Linked DNA regions of Homo sapiens: region 1 is linked to region 2. Evidence: chromatin loops called from intact Hi-C (ENCODE). Cell type or tissue: B cell. All regions are shown on one strand. Links, peaks and the distances in the headings refer to the core of each region. The heading gives the core; the rest is flanking DNA.

The links. Peaks named below come from ENCODE experiments on the same cell type or tissue, not always from the same donor. Only the 100,000 strongest peaks of a DNase experiment are listed, where the experiment ranks them.
Region 1: it touches region 2 in a loop (5-fold over the local background); 1 of 110 quality-filtered maps calls a loop at or near these places.

The regions. Positions count from the first base shown.
Region 1 is chr20:48,000,528-48,005,527 of GRCh38, reverse strand. All of the region lies in intron 1 of LOC107985436 (a long non-coding RNA gene), which reads right to left. Among named protein-coding and RNA genes, the nearest start is that of LINC01522, 13 kb to the right of the region's middle. RefSeq lists enhancers at 2,540-2,589, 2,600-2,769. In B cell, for the core only: no CTCF peak of the experiment used is centred there; a DNase peak (open chromatin) is centred at 2,747; H3K4me3 peaks cover 1,042 bases; H3K27ac peaks cover 1,255 bases.
Region 2 is chr20:47,721,692-47,728,023 of GRCh38, reverse strand. All of the region lies in intron 3 of SULF2 (sulfatase 2), which reads left to right. Among named protein-coding and RNA genes, the nearest start is that of SULF2, 61 kb to the left of the region's middle. In B cell, for the core only: CTCF peaks have their summits at 2,283 and 2,482 (motif pointing left); DNase peaks (open chromatin) are centred at 323 and 2,463; H3K4me3 peaks cover 1,094 bases; H3K27ac peaks cover 1,411 bases.

The DNA of each region.
Region 1 (5,000 bases), core at 1-5,000, 280 kb before region 2:
CAATTGCCAACGTGATAGTGTTAAGAGCCGGGGCCTTCAGGAGGTGATTCCAGCATGAGGCCAAGCTCCTGGATGTGACTGGCACCCTTCTACCCATTTGGACACAGACAGCAGCCCTCACCAAACACTGAACCTGTCAGCGCCTTTGTCTTGGACTTCCCAGCCTCCAGAACTGTGAGGAATAAAGTTCTATTATTTATAAGCTACCCAGTCTCAGGCATATTGTCATAGTAGCAGGAATTGATGAAGGCCCCCTTCTTGTTCCCATGCTCAGCCAGGCTTTCTCTGCCACCCTTGTCCTCTTCTTCTCCTGCTCCTAAATCCAGGGGGTCCCTCCATTGAGTCTGCCTCTCGCTCACTCTGCTTCCCCTCCTGGGGGTCTCAGCCCCCCTTAGACCACAGACACATGGGGTCACAGACACACAGGGGACTCCTTAGCCACACCAGCCAACCACTCTCCTGGCTTCAGACCTGCAGGTCCACATGGGTGTCCCATGGCACCTTCAACTCAGCCCGATAAATTCACCCCCAAATGTAGGCTCTTTGGGGGTCACCGCCTCAGTGACTGGTGACCCCGTCCCTCCAGGCCCATCCAGAACCCTGGGCAGCTCTCTTATCCCCTATCTCCTCCCTCTCCCTCTTGTCTCAAACCCAAGTCCTACTGAGTTGATTGCTAAATGGCTCTTGGCTCTGTTCTATTCCTTCCTCCTCTGCCATCACCCTGCTAGCTCAGGTGACCATCCTTTCTCACCTACATGATGGCCTCACCCACCTCACAGACCACCCTGGCCCTGGGCAGCCCCTCCTCCTCATCCCCCATACCATGGACAGAGGGACCTTCTATGGTCACGTCACATCCCTGCTAACCTCACTGAGGTCTCCCACTGCATTTAAAGACACCCCCAGTGCCACATGTGGCTGAGAAGGCCCTGCCACTGTCTGCCCCTACAGCCCCAACCCCTGCCTTCTTCCCTTGTCATCCTCACCCTAACACTCGGCTTAAACCCCACTGAACTTCACTCAGGTTCTCCAACTTGCTGCACCATCTTTGCCTCCAGGCCTTTGCACATGCCATTCCCCTGCCTGGAACTCCTTTTCCTGCTCTTTTTGCCTGTCTGAGTCCTCATCATCATGAAGTCAGCACAGCCACATGCTCTCCTGGAAGCCTGTCCTGGGTTTGCCCCTCCTACCTGCTCCCATAACAGCTGAGCTGCCCAAACACACAGACAAGTCACTCACTGCTGGGCACTTCTCATTTCCACAAGCAAAGGACAGTGACCTCATAGTAAACTACTGAAGGAGCAGCTGTTGGTTCTCCCTGCCCATCTTCCCATCTTCCATCTACAATTTTTTTCCATATAATTCCGTTTTTCCTTGAGAAAGCCTCTCTTCCTTTCCCCAAATCCATGTGGCAGTTCCCAGGGCTGGTCCACTCCCGGTGGGCCTGTGACCCAGGTCTGGCCCATCCGTGTACCACATCTTCCTAGCCACAGCAATTGACTTAGGATGGAATGTGACCCAGCCTGGCCCAAGGATTACCCTGCCTGAGAACAGTTGGCAAGAAGACCCTCTTTCTGGTAGGGCTGAAAGGGCTGAAAGAAGATACACCTGGTGTTCCATTTACTGCATAACAAATTGTTCCAAAATCAAAGAGCTCAAAATAACTATTTCATTATTCCATGGGTCCCGTGGGTCCAGAATTCAGACAGAGCAAAGCAGAGTGGTTTGTCGCTACACCACAATGTCCAATGCCTCAGCTAGGAAAAATCAAACACAGGGAACCATCTAGAAGCCTCTTCACTCAATCTGGTAGTTGCTGCTGGCAATCAGCTGGGCCCTCAGTTGAGGCTGTCAACCTCAGCACCTCCATGTGGCCTCTTCATACAGTCTGGGCTTCCTCCTAGCATGGCGGCCTCAGGACAGTAGGACTTACATGTCAGCTCAGGCTTCCAAAGGCAAGTGTCCCCAAACACAAAGCAAAAGCTGCACTGCTTTTTCTGACCTAGTCTCACAAGTTGTGCAGCATCATTCTCACCTCTATATACTGGTTTCCAATGAGTCACAAGCCTGTCCAGCATGAAAGAGAGAGGACATAGACTGACTTCTCAGTAGGAGGAATATCAAGGCCACGTTGTAAATGAGTGCCTGAAACAGGGGATATTGTTGTAGCCATCTTTGAAAAATAGAAGCTATTGCCATAGCTGGTGCTTGCAAAAGGAAAGAGGCTTTCTACTGATGAAGCCAACACAGAGGAAAGTAGAGGCATAAGAAGGGAGGGACCCAATGCTAATAATGTCATGTGAGCACCTGGATCCATCCATGCCTGAAGCGAGACATCCTGGATCTTGTACATGAACCAATAATTTATCTTTTTAACCTAAGAGCTATATTTCAACCATTCACAACCAAAGGAGTCCTGATTAGTAAAGAAGCAGCACAATGCAACAGGTAAGAGTGTGCTCTTTGGAACCAGAAAGCCCAGGTTTGAATCCTGGTGCTTCCTGTTCAAGCTGTTTAGCTTTGGAAACAGGTTCTCAGTGGCCTGGTTTGCACCACCTGCCTATCTTTTGAAACTAGCCCAAATGTCCCATAGAGCTGATGCTTAGGGTTTTTCTGAATGAACATAAAACCTGATCCTCCCTGTTTGGTCTCAAAGCTTGAGAAAGTTACATTTGTCTTATCTGAGTTCTTTCTCAGGAAACCAACCATCAGGCCTCCCAGATAGTAACAAGGAACTGAAACTCACCAGATGACTACATTTAGACAATGAAACACCAGACCCCTCACCCATGTCTGCCTAAGCCATCACTTGCTCCCTATTGAGCAACTCCTCTTCCTTACCCCTCCCTATTTCCTGTCTTCCCATACATGGTTACATTTTGTACCTGCTATGTAAACTCCTAATTTTCGTTAGTCAAGGAGACGGATTTGAGGCTGATCTCTCATCTCCTTGGCTGAAGCAGCTGATTAAAGTCTTCTTCCCTGACAATACTCCTGCAGCATCTGATTAAAGCTTTCTTCCCTGACAATACTTGTTGTATCAATGATCGGCTTTCTGTGTAGCAAGCAGCAGGACCTAGACTGAACCCCTGGTGTTTCAGCAACACTTTAACCACTTGATTCACAGAAACCATCAAACTGCATGCAGAGATAGGCAATTTCTTAATCGAACCATGAAAGAAAAGAATGATAATTCAAACTCACTAAAATTCAGAAGTTCTATTCATCAAAAGCATCATTAAGAAAGTGGAAGGGAGTAAAAAGGCAAATCTCAGATGGGAAGAAGACATTTGTAATACCGTATACTTGACAGTGACTTGTATCTAGAAGATACAAAGAATTCCTAAAAATCAGTAAGAAAAAGGCAACCCAATTAGATAAGGAACAAAGGATTTCAACAAACCTTAACAAAGGAGGAGATCTGAACATCCAATAAACATGTAAAAATATTTTTCATGTCATGACTCCTAAGAAAAATGCAAATTAAAGCCATAATGAGATACGTCCACACATCCACCAAATAGCTACAATGTCAAAAGACAGACAATACCAAGTGTTAGCAACGGCGTAGGACAACTGTTAACTCCCATGCTGTTGATGGGAATGCAAGTCACTACAGCCACAGTGAAAAATGTCTGGAAACATCTACTAAAGTTAAATAAATATCCACCTCCCCTATTACCCAGTCCTTCCACCCTGGGAACTTACCCGAGAGTAATGAGTATGTACATTCACCAGAAGACGTGTATGCATGTCCATGGCAATTGTATGCCTAATAGAAAAATATATTAGGCTGGCCGTGGTGGCTCACGCCTGTAATCTCAGCACTTTGTGGGGCCGAGGCAGGCGGATCATGAGGTCAGGAGATCGAGACCATCCTGGCTAACACGGTGAAACCCCGTCTCTACTAAAAATACAAAAAAATTAGCCAGGCATTGTGGCGGACGCCGGTAGCCCCAGCTACTCAGGAGGCTGAGGCAGGAGGATGGCGTGAGCCTGGGAGGCGGAGCTTGCAGTGAGCTGAGATCGCACCACTGCACTCCAGCCTGGGCGACAGAGCAAGACTTCACCTCAAAAAATAAATAAATAAATAATATTAAATATCCATTAGGAATAGAATGGAAAAGTAAATTGAGGTCTATGCATGCAGTGGAAAGCTATGTAACAATGAAAAAAAATGGACCACTGCTACAATAAACAGCATGGAGACATTTACTGATCCAGCAAGGAGCCAGGAAAGCCAGACACAGAGGACTAAATATGCTATGATCTTTTTTATAAGAAGTCCAAGGACAAGCAGGGCTAATCTCAAGACTAACCTATGGAAGTAGAAATCAGAGTAGTGGTTTATTGTGGGTGTGTGTATTAGTCCATTCTCACATGGCTATAAAGAAATACCTGAGGCTGGGTGAGGCGCGGGGCTCACACCTGTAATCCCATCACTTTGGGAGGCTGAGGTAGGCAGATCACCTGAGGTCGGGAGTTCGAGGCCACTCTGACCAATATGGAGAAATTCTGTCTCTATTAAAAATACAAAATTAGCCAGGTGTGGTAGCACATGCCTGTAATCCCAGCTACTCAGGAGGCTGAGGCAGGAGAATCGCTTGAACCCAGGAGGCAGAGGTTGCGGTGAGCCAGAGATTGTGCCGTCACACTCCAGCCTGGGCAACAAGAGCGAAACTCCGTCAAGAAAGAAAGAGAGAAAGAGAGAGAGAGAGAGAGAGAGAGAGAGAGAGAGAGAAAGAGAGAGAGACAGAGAAAGGGAGACAGAGACAGAAAGAGAGAGAGAGAGAGAGAAAGAGAGAGAGAGGGAGAAAGAGAGAAAGAGAGAGAAAGAAAGAAAGGAAGGAAGGAAGGAAGGAAGAAAGAAAGAAAGAAAGAAAGAAAGAAAGAAAGAAAGAAAGAAAGAAAGAAAAGAAAATAGAAAGAGGGAGGGAGGAAGGGAAGGAAGGAAGGAAGGAAGGAAGGAAGGAAGGAAGGAAGGAAGGAAGGAAAGAAAG
Region 2 (6,332 bases), core at 1-5,000:
CACGGGAATTGCACAGCCCCTCCTGGGACCCAGGCTGACCCAGCGTGTCCTCGAGAGGCACGGATTTGCCGCCTCCGTGCACATCTTCAAGCGAAATTTCTTCCTCTAATTTGATAGTCACTTCCTTTCTCTAAGACCTCAGATTTCAAAATAAGTGAAGCACTTGTTTTGAGCAAGAGTCTAAAGAATTAGACTCCGCCTTAAGCGCCCTTGTGACCTTGAGCTGAGACCTCATCCCCTCTGGGCGTCAGTCTCTCCATCTGTGCAGCAGTGTTGTGACATCTAAGCACTAGTCACCCAGTGCCTGTGATAAGACGCCACCCTGAGTGATACGTGACCTGTGCCCACAAACCCAGGAGGAGAGGTTCCCTGCGCCGTAAGAGGAAGTGGCCACGGGGAAAGAGGAAGCTGATGTGAGGCCGATGGGGCAGGGTTTCCGATTGTTTCCAGGCGACACCCTCTCTGTCCCACCCCCTTAGCAGGTGTATCCACTTCCCTAGTGGACCACAGACTGGGTGGCTTAGAACAAAAGGCGATTTTCACAGTTCCGGGAGCCAGAACCCCAAAATCAAGCATCATCAGGGCCACGCTTTCCCTGCAGGCTTCAGGGGAGGGTCCTTTGCCCTTGAGTTCCTGGGGGTTGCTGGGAATCTTGGCACCCCTTGGCTTGTGGCCACATCACTCCAGCCTCTGCCTTCATCTTCATGCGGCCTCCTCCCTGTGGGTCCCTCTCTTCCCGTGGCCTGCTCCTCTCTGAATCAGTGTCCAAATTTCCCTCTTCTGTCAGGACACCAGTGATTGGACTAGAGCCCGCTCTGATCCAGCGTAACTTCATCTTACAACACCATGTTACAAACACGGTCACCCTCACAGGTACCTGGGCAAGGACTTGAGCATATATTTTGGGGAACACATTCATCTCGTGACGGCTGGTTTCTTTCACACATTAAACCCCGCCCCCCCCCATAAAGGCTGCAGAGCCGATGTCAAACTGAGCAAACCTGCCGCTCTTCCCCTCTTCACTGCCCCAGCTGTGGTCCTGGGTGGGGAGCAGTGTGGCCGCCCTGAAGATCAGCTCCATGCGTAGCCTTCCCTTCCCAACCATGGTTTCTCTCAAGGAATCTCCACCTGCAGTGGGCGTTGAAACAGCTGCAGGGTCAAAAGTGAGGGAAGGGTGACTGTGGTGACAGACAGGCACACCCTGTCTCCTGGGCCTCAAGAGGCTTCCGGGGGTTTCAGAGTGCATGAGACCTTTTGTAGTCCTCTCCTAGGTGCTAGCTGTGACTCCCTGAACATTCTGGAATGAGTTAGGCTGGAGCCAAATGGCCCAGTACCGTTGCCACTAGCCACAGGGAGCTATTTAACTTTACGTTAATTACAATTAGCATTTCAGTTTCTCAGGTGCACTAGCCATGGTTCAGGTATTCAGTAGGCGCACATGGGTTCTGTACTGGATAATGCACATAGAGAATGTTTCCATTGGCACAGAAAGGACTCTTGGACAGCAGGAGAATAGAGCCTATGGCTGGGCCTGTAATCCCGGCACTTGGAAAGGTCGAGGCAGGAGGATCTCTTGAGGCCAGGAGTTTGAGACCAGCCTGGGCAACATAGTAAGACCTGTATCTTTACAAAAAATTTGAAAAAAAAAAAATTAGCTGGACATGGTAGTCCATGCTTGTAGTCCCAGCTACTTGGGAGGCTGAGGCAGGAGGATCACTTGAGCCTAGGAGTTTGAGGCTGCAGTAAGCCATGATCACACCACTGTACTTCGGCCTGGGCAACAGAGTGAGACCTTGTCTCTAAAAAAGAAAGAAGAATAAAGCCTAATCAAACAAAATCTTTTGGGAGTGGGGAGTGACACACAGCACTGAGAAGGGGCAATAAAAACGCAGGGGGTGGTGGCTGTCGAACTTTAGGTGAGTGCTTTCCGTGATTCCTCATCTGTAATCCAATCTCCTCCTCCTCATCCCTGCACTCACTTCCCCTTATGCTCCCAGTACCTTGATCTGTCTTCCCAAACCTTCCTGGGTCTCGGGTCAGGGTCTCAGGACAGGTTCCTGTTCTCCGAGCAGCAGACACCATCCATCCCGGGGCCAGCAGGTTGTGCCAGCCCACACAGCGAGTCCTTTGGGAATCCATCCGTGTCGCAGGGGATTTGAGCAAATGAAGGGAAACCGAGTTCCTACACCGAGGCCGGGAGCGGGGCTTCCTCTGTCATCCCTGTGTGAACCCGTTCTAGCCTGGGGGCTCCAAATGCATAGAGGGCTGGCAGGTAGCCCAAAGCAGAGAGGCAGGCTGGGTGGGGAGGGGGTGCCCAGATTTCAACTGTGGACTGTTCACTCTACTTTTTAAGAATGAGCAACTGAAAACACCGGGCAGGCCCACAGCAAACACACCTGAGGGATGGATTGGTCTGCAGGCCACCGGCTTGCAAACTTCTTTCTAAGCTGGTGGTTCTCAAGGGAGCACACCGCCCCCTAGGGGTTAAACTCTGTGACTGCATTGCCGGTGATGGTGAAGGATTTGACTTTGCTGGCTTCCTGGGGGCGGAGACTAAGAAGGACTTTGATGTCCTGCTCTGCACAGCAGAGTCCACGTGGCCCCCACATTGCATTGTATTCCACATAGCTTCTGAGTTTCCTACCACATCACTCATATGGGTAGATTATTTTATGTTTATTGTCATCTGAGTCTTGAACCTACGTCTATTTTATATGTAAATACTGGAGGGTTTTTGCATATTCCCAGGAATGTACGGAATAAGAAAATGGAGGCAATATTATACTTGAGTGCAAAACTTTCCCAAGAGTCATTCCTTATTTCTGAAAGTCCCATCCCCGATGACAGTGCTACGCCAAAGGATTTGAATGGCAAATGTCGCCCGCCCACCCAGCTGCCCTTGTAATTGTCACATTCCCAGTGAATCTGTGTCTAGGTGCAGGCGTCTGCCTGACTACTGTGTTGTGCCTTCTTGATGGATGTGCTGGGGGAATTTCATATTGAAATTTATCTTCATTATAAATTGCTTTCCTTTTATTTTCCCTGTAGATTGCAGTTAGAGCATTATATTGATTTTGTGGAAATGACATGCATAGGTAGCTTTTGTTACCTATAAATTTCCTTTCAAGAAAACAAGGGCGCTCTACAAAATATTTGTCATAGAAATGGGAGGTCAGTCTGATGGCGCTGAGAACAGCTCTTTGAAAGGTGCAAGTAGTGTCAGATTCCTCCAAGGCGATAATTAAATATCCATTGAGTGACAGGCCTTGTTCTGAGGGTCTGTTGTGGATTTTCTCCCCCTCCTCTAGTCCATCCCTCTGAACAAAACCACACTTTAAAAGGCACAAGACAGATATTTAAGACACAGCTTGTCCTCGTGGTGACTCAGCAGGCAATAAAACCTGTCACTAGAGATGGAGCCCTCCATACCCAGCTAATTGAGTTTCCAGGGAATGAATGGGCCTCATCCTCATTTGCAGGAGCTGCAAGACCCTTCTAGGGAGCGGATGGCTGGAGCCAGCATTTAATTAGGCACAGGCAGCCCGCCCTCCATGCCACCAACACCCAGAGCTCCGCCTGGCCCTGCTACAACCAGTCAGCAGGGCCTTGGTGTCCCCCGCAGCCCAGTCTTCCTCAATAGCCACAGCCTCACTAAAAACAGGCAGGCGGAAGACAGGAATGCATGGAGTGGCAAGACAGAAGCAGCTCTCGCCTCTCGCCCTGGCGATCTGCTTGTCCCTGTTTGTCCCCAGCAACTGGCCATTCCTTCTCCCCACCCACAGCCGGAGGACACTTTTAAAAATTGTAAACCTGACCACATCACTTCCGGCTGAAAACCTCCTACGGCTGCCCACTGCTTTTTGGATAAACTGGCATCTCCTCGCCAGGGCTGCCAAGACCTTGTTTGGCCTGGGTGTGCTCACCTCTCTGTCCACATCTCCTATCTGTCCCTTCCTTGGTGACAGCACTCAGGCTGCCTAGCCTCTTTGTTCCTCAGAACTTCCAAGGTCCATTCCTGCCCCAGGCCCTTTGTATGTGCAGTTACCTCTGTCTGGAGCACTGGCCCACAACCATTCTGGTACAAGCAACCGGTTTCGTGGAAGACAGTTTTTCCACGGACTGGGGGTGAGGGATGTTTTGGGATGATTCAAGCGCATTTCATTTAGTGTGCACTTTATTTCTAATATTATCACATTATAATATGTAATGAAATAATTATACATCTCACTATAATGTAGAATCAGTGGGAGCCCGAGCTTGTTTTCCTGCAACCAGATGGTCTCACCCGGGGGCAATGGGAGACAGTGACAGATCATCAGGCATTAGATTGTCATAAGGAGTGCACAACCTAGATCCCCCGCATGCACAGTTCACAACGGGGTTCACGCTCCTATGATAATCTGCTGCTGATCTGATAGGAGGCAGAGCTCAGGCAGTGATGCAAGTGATGGGAAGCGGCTGTAAATACAGATGAAGTTTGCTCACTCGCCTGCCACTCACCTCCTGCTATGCAGCCCAGTTCCTAACAGGCCACAGACCGCTACCTGTCTACCTGTCTGCAGCCCAGGGGTTGGGGATCCCTGGTCTAGAGCGTTGTTCACACACTGCGGAGAACTTCCTCCATCCATTCTCTCTTCCTTCCTGCCCTTCCTGTGTCGGTTAGTACTCCTCAACCCTCTCATTCTCGACCATGACACCCGGCTTTATGTTCTTCTTAGGACTTCTCGCCCCCTTGAAATTATCTTGCATGTTTGTGAACTTTTTTTTTTTTCTTTTTTTTGAGATGGACTGTCACTCTGCCACCCAGGCTGGAGTACAGTGGCATGATCTTGACTCACTGCAACCTCCAACTCCCAGGTTCAAGCAATTCCCCTGCCTCTGCTTCCCAAGTAGCTGGAACTACAGGCACCCACCACTACACTCAGCTAATTTTCGTTTTTTGTTTTGGTTTTTTTTTGAGACGGAGTCTTGCTCTGTCGCCCAGCCTGGAGTGCTGTGCCACGATCTTGGTTCACTGCAGCCTCCACCTCCCAGGTTCAAGCGATTCTCCTGCCTCAGCCTCCCAAGTAGCTGGCATTACAGTTGCATGCCACCACAACCGGCTAATTTTTTACATTTTTGGTAGAGATGGGGTTTCACCATGTTGGCCAGGCTGGTCTTGAACTCCTGACCTCAAGTGATCCACCTGCCTCAGCCTCCCAAAGTGCTGGGATTACAGGCATGAGCCACCGCACCCAGCCAATTTTTGTACTTTAGTAGAGACAGGGTTTCACCATATTGGCCAGGCTGGTCTCGAACTCCTGACCTCAAGTGATCTGCCTGCCTCGGCCTCCCAAAGTGCTGGGATTACAGGCGTGAGCCACTGCACCTGGCGAGTGAACTTGTTTTTTACATGTTTTGTTTGCTGCCCATCCAAAAATAGCACCAGGCAGGTATTGGGTACTCAGTAAAGATTTGAACAAGGCCAGGCACGGTGGCTCACACGTGTAATCCCAGCACTTCGGGAGGCTGTGGTGGGAGGATCACTTGAGCCCAGGAGTTCAAAACCAGCCTGGGCAACATAGAGAGACCCTGTCTCTACAAATAATTTTAAAAACTGGCCAGGCATAGTGGCACACACCTGTGGTCCCAGCTCTTTGAGAGGCTAAGATGGGAGGATCACTTAAGCCCAGGCCTTTAAGGCCGCAGGGAGCCATGATCGTGCCACTGCATTACAACCTGGGCAAGTGAAACCTCAACTCAAACGAATAAAAAAAATGAACAGATGGAGAACTCTTGGGCCTTAGGCTTGAAGTCAGCAAAAAAATAAAAACAAAATGGAATTTAGATTACTATCTCATTTATCCAGCATGAAGAAACATAATCGAAATTAGTTCAGGCAAACTTTGCCAGGTCCCAGTGCTCAAACGCTGTCAGAACCCTGTCTTTCTGCTTCTTGCGTTTTCTGTCATTGGGTTGGCTTTATTAGGAAGGTTCCCTCTTTGTGATGGCAAGATGGCCCCCACAGGTCCATCTCCCCAGTGTGGTGACCCCAGCTGAAAGAGAGGCCTCTTTCCAAGGGCTCCAGCAAAAGTTCCAGGGAAAGCTCTCATTGGCTCATCTAGGGTCTTATGTCTCTTTCACCCAATCACAGCAGCCAGGCAAAAGGAGATACCCTGATTGTCCAGGCCAACCTCATGGGCCTGGTCCAGGATTCAGAGCTAGAAAGAGCCTCATCAGAACATGTAAGGCTGAGAAAGGGGAAAGATTGGTTCCCTCCCTCTTTGGTGACTGAAGGCACAATTATGAAAAGACAGGAGAATGGATTCTGGGCAGAAAAATAAAACAGATAT